2 separate regions of the Homo sapiens genome follow, and region 1 is linked to region 2. Evidence: read pairs that join two places in POLR2A ChIA-PET (ENCODE). Cell type or tissue: Panc1. All regions are shown on one strand.

Region 1 (4,000 bases), 74 kb after region 2:
TTACCAGGATGCTTTGGAGAAAATTTGAGTTGGCAATCTCTGTTAAAGTATAATATTTGTGAGTTTATCTCAACCTGAATGGTCTAGCTTAAAAAAGAAAAACGTTATACTAGGTGGCTGCTTTTTCTATTTTAGTTTTTACTTAGAAGATAAATTTGTCAAATTAGAATGAGGCTAATTCTCCCAGGTTTCTCCCTAGTGCAGAGGAGGCAACAGCCAGGCAGATGCCCGATGCTGCTTCATGGAAGTCTGTTCTTCATTTGGGTCTTTTCTTTGAAAGTTTCTAAGGAGTCTGACAGGATACGCTTGTTGGAGGGTATAGCTGTCCATTTCTTTAAGAGTTTCTCTAGTTTGCTTGATCTGCAGCACTGAGGTTTTCTTGCTGCACAGAGTTCATTGAGGTGCACATTATAGTAACCCACTTTCCGGTATTATTACAGAGCGAAGGCTCCTTGTAAATAACCCAGTTCCTCTTTTTTTGTCTCCACTGTTTGGAAATTTTAAATCAGGGAAGCAACTCTCAGGTAAGTGGGATATTCTTACCGAAAATAAATTCTTGTGGACTTACTCCACTAAAATAAATTATTGGGCCTTTATTGTTGTATCCCCTTATCAGGAAAATCACCTATAATTTGTATGAGTCAGTTATATCCTATAATTAAGGAAGATTAAGGCCACAATGATTGAAATTAAATAATATTTTTGATCTAAATTTTTAATTGTTGTCTTTTTTCCCCTCTTCTATTTTGCAGTTCTTCGTGCCATGAAGGAGGACAGTGAAAAAGTTCCGAGCTTGTTAACTGATTATATTCTGAAAGGTGAGTTTTATAATGGTATAGGTGCGATGGCTGGGAGGTTTGGATTAGTCAGTAAATACATCGCCTTGCTAATACATTAGACAGTAACTTCCCAATGCACAACTTTCATTAATCTTATTATGCAGGGTGAGGATTAGCTACATGACTGACTTCTACCAACATTATATATCATGGTTTTATATAATTTAAGTTTTATTGGAGGTTCTGGGTTGGAAATAATCTCCACAGTTAAACTATAAACATCAAGAGAGGTAGTAGAAGAAAATTAGTGAGATGGCACCATAATCATGTGGGTATCAGATGTTGGCAGATTGGCACTGGGAAATTTGAGAAGGGTGGTCTCTGTCATCTTGAGGACAGTGGAAAGGAGGACAGATCATTAGTGAGGACGGATGAAGGAAGGAAGAGTCACATCTGTGAACAGTGCCAAAGGGAATACGAAAGGGACTGATGTAAGACACAGGGAGGGAAGCGGGGAAATAAAAAGAATGGACTTGCATAAACCCAGGAAAGTGAAAAAGCAGCCACAAATCTTAGAGGCAAGGTGAGGCTCACACAGGGTGGGAATATTGATGAGGCAAAAGAAGAGTGAGAGGTTGAGTTGCTTTGCCGAGAAAAGAGCAAAGTTTGGATGATAAAGAAGGGACGGAAGAACTTAATTAGAGGCAAAATTAATACTTTACGATGAAATATTTTTTTAAAGTAGCAGGTATTCAGGGACCAGATTTTGAAAGCATCACAAAATGCATCTTTGTAGTGTTTGATCAAATTTTGAGAGCAATCCTCTTCTAGTAACAGTCTTCTTCTCTGGGTTCTCTCTCTTCTCCATTAAAGTTAGCTGAGCACAAGGAAGATGAAGATTTCTGAGACATTAGAAACCTCTGATGGTCTTTTCTTAAACCATAGTGTCATGAAAGGGGAACCTCAGTAGTATACACAGGGTGCTCAAAGTGAATCACACATTTCACTTGTAAGAGTCTTGATGCGGTGAGAGTAAGAAGCATGAGCTAGACACTAGTGGGTTGACACTGGAGTAGAACAGACTGAGTTGACATCATTTTAAAAAATAAGCTTTTTTTCTGATGGAGGACTTTTTCTCCCTATAAAATTCTGAAAAATTTTTTTTTTAATACCTGACATCTTTGTTTGCTTTTGTGTTGTGCTAGCATTGGTATGAAAGCTGGATTGTTCTGAGGTTCGTTCTTCTAGATGTGAAACAGGAATGAGACGAACATAAAGAACATGTCTTAAATTTTAATTATATCGGGTTCCTAGGCCTCTATGAGGGCCAGAGATAGAATGAGCTTCTGAAGCATTCTCTAGCTATTTTAGCATTTAACTGCATGGAAGGATGTTATGACCCAAAGAACAGAGTCCTCTGGGGAAAAATGATTTTTAATTCTTTACTCTGAAAACCTAGGACTATAATTGTGAACCTACCTATACCGCATGCCTTAGGGAAGCAGCACCCATCTAATTCTGCTCCTCATGCTCGGGCCGCTGGCTCCTGTCTGTAAGCCCAGTTCTATCTATACTGTACCTGCTTCTGATGAGCTGTCTGTGTGCATGTGTTGTGGTTTTGTCTTGGCTTTGTATTGTGAGGACTGGGTGGAAAAGCAGCAAGGATTTAGACTACAGTGGAGACTGTAGTCAGAGAAAATGAAGACGGGAGTGCAATGTGGAGATGTATTTACCCAAATGTGTGTGGGAAGGTGGGGAAGTCGGGTCATTGAAAATGCTCTTTTCCACCCATCCTGAAAGTTCACAGCTGGTTAACTGTTCCTCTTCCTTGGGGACCAATAATACGACACTTTGCCCGGGAGGGGGATATTGCTCAAGGGGAGAATACTCCTTCCCCTTTTTTGGGTGGTTTGTTGTTGTTTTAACACAGATGAGAGTGTGGCTTGGCTGCCTAAATACACCACTTAGTTTTAATGCAAATGTCAGAAGTGAAAGAAGGTAGAAAAGTGGTCTCATTTGGCCTGAGAAAAGGGAGTAGGGTGGGCACTGTATGGGCTAATTGAGCTTCTCTTTCTCGCACCTGCCTAATGACCCCACTGCAGCCTGCCGCCACTGCTGCCTTGACAGTAGTACCCAAGGCTGATTCTGAAGTAATGTACGCGTGGCTGCTGCCGTGCTGCTAGTTAGGAATAAAAATGTGTGCAGAAACTTGCACCCTTCTTTGACTTCCCTAGGGATCCTGTTTGTTGTGTCACAAGCCTCATGGTATAGGGCGAATGTTAGGGGCTTCTATCTCCAAGTGGCACCCTAAGAGACATGGCCTTTTGGTATCTCATTTCTGGGAAATTCTAATGTGTGTTGAGAGAACTCATCCTTGTTGGGTATAGCCTCTTAAAACCTTTAAAAAATTGCTACATAGATCTTTGCATTAACATTTAGTTCTCATTACTTAATGGTTTTTAAATGTACATGTAAAATGTATGTTTTGTGTAAATGTATACAAAATATACATTTGTAGCTAAAAGTTCTCTTTTTCTTCTAGTTCTGTGTCCTACATAGAGCAGCAACTTTATCTGCGGTGGGCTCCAAGCTAGATTTCCGACAGCATTATTCTGAGAGCTGGCTACCATTACCCTTCTTGCTATTGGAAACTCAGCACATTTGAACTTGGGTTTGATTCAGTATTAACAGATCTTGACTACACTAATTCTTTATATTATAGAACCAACGGAAATATGGGCACTATTTTGAATTCTAGAGATGGTTTTTGTTAAATCTACTAATAAACTGTTCTCTTAGTAGATTAAGAGAGAGTAATATTAATTGTGCATGTGCAGTTGTATTTCTCATTAACTGACAGTATGCCCATTTGTTTTTATGGCTTTCTTATCTAAACTGCACTGATGAACTAGATTAAAGCCTTGGGAGATTTATACTATAAATTCAGTGATGGCAAGAACCAACACTGTTTTTTTGTGAGAATTGTCAGTGTAACTATTACCTACCAGTATTGTTCAGAGAGATTGAAACAGAATAAACGGGCTGTTCTTGAAGAAGCAAAACCAGAATATGCATTACTTTGGTTTAATACTTAGTGCTAACATTGAAACTGTTGGTGGTGATGGATTTTGTAGCTTGCTGCTTGTTTCACCACTGGTCAAATTTTAACCATTAAATTGCCATTCACTTTTAGAATCTTGTATTTAAGTTTTGATTTTCAA
Region 2 (4,000 bases):
GTAATCCAGTTAAGAAACTTACATCTTTAAGGAAATCTCCCTGTATAAGGGTGTCTGCTTCTCCTAGCCATCCTAATTGAACTTTTACTCATACCATGCTTCTTTGGTTTGAGTAAAATATGAATCCTCTATCTTGTTTTACCTAAGACTTGTCCCTTTAGAAATGCAAATTTAGAGCTGCCTAGCCAACAATTGTTTAGGGCAACAAGTAAATAGGTAATCAAAAGACTGGTGGTCTAAAGTGGGAAAGAAAAACCTAAAAACTGGCAAATGAAGAATCTTATAACTCTACCAAATCTGCTTCTGTCTGTCTGTGTATTTATATATGTCATGTGTGTGATGTTTCACTACCAAAATATATAAAGGAGCTCTAATTAATTGGCTTAAAAAGATAAGTGCTTAAACCAAATATTTTGTCAGAAAAATGGAAATTTGAATGCCTTTTAGTTCATATAATTTTAATAATCTTTGGTAAATAAAGACAATTTTTTAAGATAATTGGTAAAATATAATAAAAATGTCTTCAGAATTTAGACACTTGGTCTGAATTAGGCAGTTCGGATACTGTCTTTGCTAGATGTTTTAAGGTCATAAACTACTTCTGTGACATATTTTGATAATTGTTGGACTTGTCTGTTTTCCAGCCATTAGATTTTAGGTAAGGCCTGGGGCATGTGGAGTTAGCCATGTCCCCCCACTGTGCTAGGAAGAGTCAGACGTTGTTGGCAGCTCTATCCTTGTCCTGGGCTCTGCATCTGACACATGGTTAAAATTGCTTACTTACAAGGTTTTTCACTAAAAATAAATGTTGCTAAGAGTTAACATTGTAACATATGTAATGGAGAAGTTCACAAAAAGAGTCAAACTCTGTAAAATATTTGGAGAGATTTATCTGGAGCCACATATGAGTGACCAATGGCCTGTGACATAGCCCTCAGGAGATCCTGAGAACATGTGCCCAAGGTGGTCAGGGTACAGCTTGGTTTTTATACATTTTAGCGAGACATGAGACACCAGTCAATACATGTAAGATGTACATTGGTTCAGTCAAGAAAGGTGGGACAACTGGAAGTGGGGGCTTCCAAATCATAGGCAGATTAAAATTTTCTGATTGGCAATTGGTTGAAAGAATTATTATCAATAGAAAGGAATGTCTGGGTTATGATAAAGAGTTGTGGAGACCAAGGTTTTATCACACAGATGAAGCCTCCAGGTAGCAGTCTTCAGAGAGAATAGATTGTAAATGGTTCTTTTTTTTTTTTTTTAAGATGGAGTCTTGCTGTGTCGCCCAGGTTGGAGTGCAGTGGCCTGATCTTGGCTCACTGCAAGCTGCGCCTCCCGGGTTCATGCCATTCTCCCGCCCCAGCCTCCCGAGTAGCTGGGACTACAGGCGCCCGCCACCACGCCTGGCTAATTTTTTGTATTTATAGTAGAGGCAGGGTTTCACGGTGTTAGCCAGGATGGTCTCGATCTCCTGACCTTGTGATCCGCCCACCTTGGCCTCCCAAAGTGCTGGGATTACAGGCGTGAGCCACCGCGCCCGGCCTGTAAATGATTCTTATCAAACTTAAAGAGTCTATTCTATAAGTAAGTCCAAAAGAGAGGATGGCATAATGAGGCATGTTCCAGCTCCCCCTGTCCATCATGGCCTCAAACTAGTTTTTCAGGCTGACTTTGAAATGACCTTGGCAGAGAGGAAGGGTCCATTCAGATGGTTGGGGGCCTTAGAACATTTTTTGGTTTTACAGAGACTATCAGAGAAACAGTTTTACATGCAAAGTATATAAGGAAAGTAAAAAGTGTTTTTGGTAAAAGATTATAAAAAGGAATGGGAATACGGTTTTTGTTAAAGGTGAAGTAATTTTGTCTAATGTAGAGGTTTTTAAGGATTATCTTAAGTTAAAAGAAGGATAGGACAAAACCAAAGATTTAAGCAAGTTGTAGAAGATTTGTGAAAGACTCATCTTGTAAAAGAAGTTCTGTGGATGTAAGCAAGTTGGCCAAAATGTAAAGGGAGCTATTTAGTTTTTCTTTAAATTAAACATTAAGATAAAAAGCACACTAATATAGGGTCAGAATCTGGGCCCGTGTGTCAGAATAACAGGATTTCCTTGGAACATTGATCTGCTCTTTAATAGAAAATTGTAAAGAGTTATAGAGGTTTATGGAAATCTTACCTTATGTCCAAATGGTCAAACTGATTAAGATTGAATAGATTTGTTTATAAGGTTTTATCAAAAATTGGACCGGCCTGGGCAACATAAGGAGATCTTGTTGCTACAAAAAAATGTAAAAACTTACCAGGCCTTGGTGGTGTTCACCTGTAATCTCAGCTGCTTGGGAGACCGAGATGAGAGGATCGCTTAAGCTCAGGAGTTAGAGGTTCCAGTGAGCTGTGATCATGCCACTGCACTCCAGCCTGGGTCACAGAGTGAGATGCTGTCTCAAAAAAAAAAAAAAAAAAGATGGGGGGCGGTGGTGCTTAACACTAATAATACATGAATGCAAAGGTAAAATTTGGTTTTCTCTTTTGAACACAATTTTTATGTAATATTGAGATGATGAAAGATTTTTATTTTTTATTTTTTATTTTTTTGCCTTTTGAGTACACTGCAGGTAAAAAGGAGAGAAAAGAGGGGAAAGAGAAGAGAGAGGTTCAGGTTCAGTTGACCTCATGCTGTCTTTATTGAGTCTTGTTGTTTGGAAAGCTGTCTCCTCTATCAAAGAGTAAAGGTTTTTTGCCTCTTTGAAATTTTTGAGTTATCACTTCAGCTAAATAACCTGTGATTCTATTTTGCGATATAAAGTGTTTTAAACCTTTGGTATTTGACAAACCTTCCAAAATCAAAATCTCAGGTTCTAAATTCAACCCTTTTGGCCTCATTAACCTTTTAGGTATTAGGCTCCCTGAAGTCCAAAAGGCACATTTGCCTTATTTGGTATGTGAAAATCACACAAAAAGCATTGTTAAGTATGAAATAGTGTTTGACTTTCTTTGGGTTATATTTGTATGAATGTGTTATTTGTGTGTGTTCCAGAATTGTAGTGAGACTCCTGTAAGTCTAATATGACTTTGTGTATTTTATCAACAATAATTATGATTATGTTAAATCATTGTATGCCACAAAAATAAAGAAATTTGCTTGTCAGTTGTATTTTTAACCACGATTGTTCTAAGATGCTTGTCGTCCACAATTGTTGTTTTACTTTGATCCTTCTCAAAAGGTGGTTTTATAATCAGCTATAGGACTTTGTTGCGTGCTCTTGAATGCAGGTTCCTGATAACTTTAGAAATTGTACTATTGGAATAGAGAAAAAAACTTCCAGTACTCTCATGGAAAGCTGATGTTTCCATAAGGATTGCTGATCCAGTATCAAGTAGAACAGTCCATTCACATGGACTGAATGAACAGAATACTGAAATAATCTTTTAATGACTTTTTGCTTAAAACTTTGCTGATTTTTTTGTTTTGCTTTTCAGAGTCAAGAAAACTTCTTTTCTTTTGAGTTATTTATAGCTTCTAACAATTGAGCAAAATGTAAAACATATTTCTTTCTCTCTGCCTAATTTCTCTAGAATTTGGAGTATTGTGAGTATTCTTAACTTATGGCAATATGGTTATTTACGTAAGTACAGTAAAAATCTGTTTTGTTAACAGGACACAATTCGAGACGCTGGTTATTTTACCAAGGCTTTGACTAGAATGACATGTTTTCAGACTACTTTTAGGAATGAATGTTGACTTATAGAGCTGATAAAAGGCCCTTGGAAGAACTGGCCTCATGTCTGGTCCTGAAAAGGGTTCCTAGCCTGTGGTAAGTAAAGAATGTCATTTTCTGACAGCCCAGGAACCCCAAGTTATTTTGGAATGTTGAGAAGAGGGGAATTCACCCAACCCACACAGATATTTGCGGGTACAGATAAATCCTTGGCTGAGCTCAAGAGGCTTTTCAAAAGTCTACTCTGATGTTCTGTATATTAAAAAAAAATTCAGCAAAG

What was found. Peaks named below come from ENCODE experiments on the same cell type or tissue, not always from the same donor. Only the 100,000 strongest peaks of a DNase experiment are listed, where the experiment ranks them.
Region 1: POLR2A ChIA-PET joins it to region 2 with 10 read pairs; 5 of 35 experiments call an interaction of 5 or more read pairs at or near these places.

What each region holds. Positions count from the first base shown.
Region 1 is chr2:36,552,501-36,556,500 of GRCh38, reverse strand. It overlaps FEZ2 (fasciculation and elongation protein zeta 2), which reads left to right. Exons shown (of 8, transcript NM_005102.3): 7 at 753-818; 8 at 3,322-4,000. The coding sequence ends at 3,338. Among named protein-coding and RNA genes, the nearest start is that of FEZ2, 44 kb to the left of the region's middle. In Panc1, no CTCF peak of the experiment used is centred here; no DNase peak of the experiment used is centred here; H3K27ac peaks cover 4,000 bases.
Region 2 is chr2:36,626,792-36,630,791 of GRCh38, reverse strand. No RefSeq gene overlaps it. Among named protein-coding and RNA genes, the nearest start is that of FEZ2, 31 kb to the right of the region's middle. In Panc1, no CTCF peak of the experiment used is centred here; no DNase peak of the experiment used is centred here.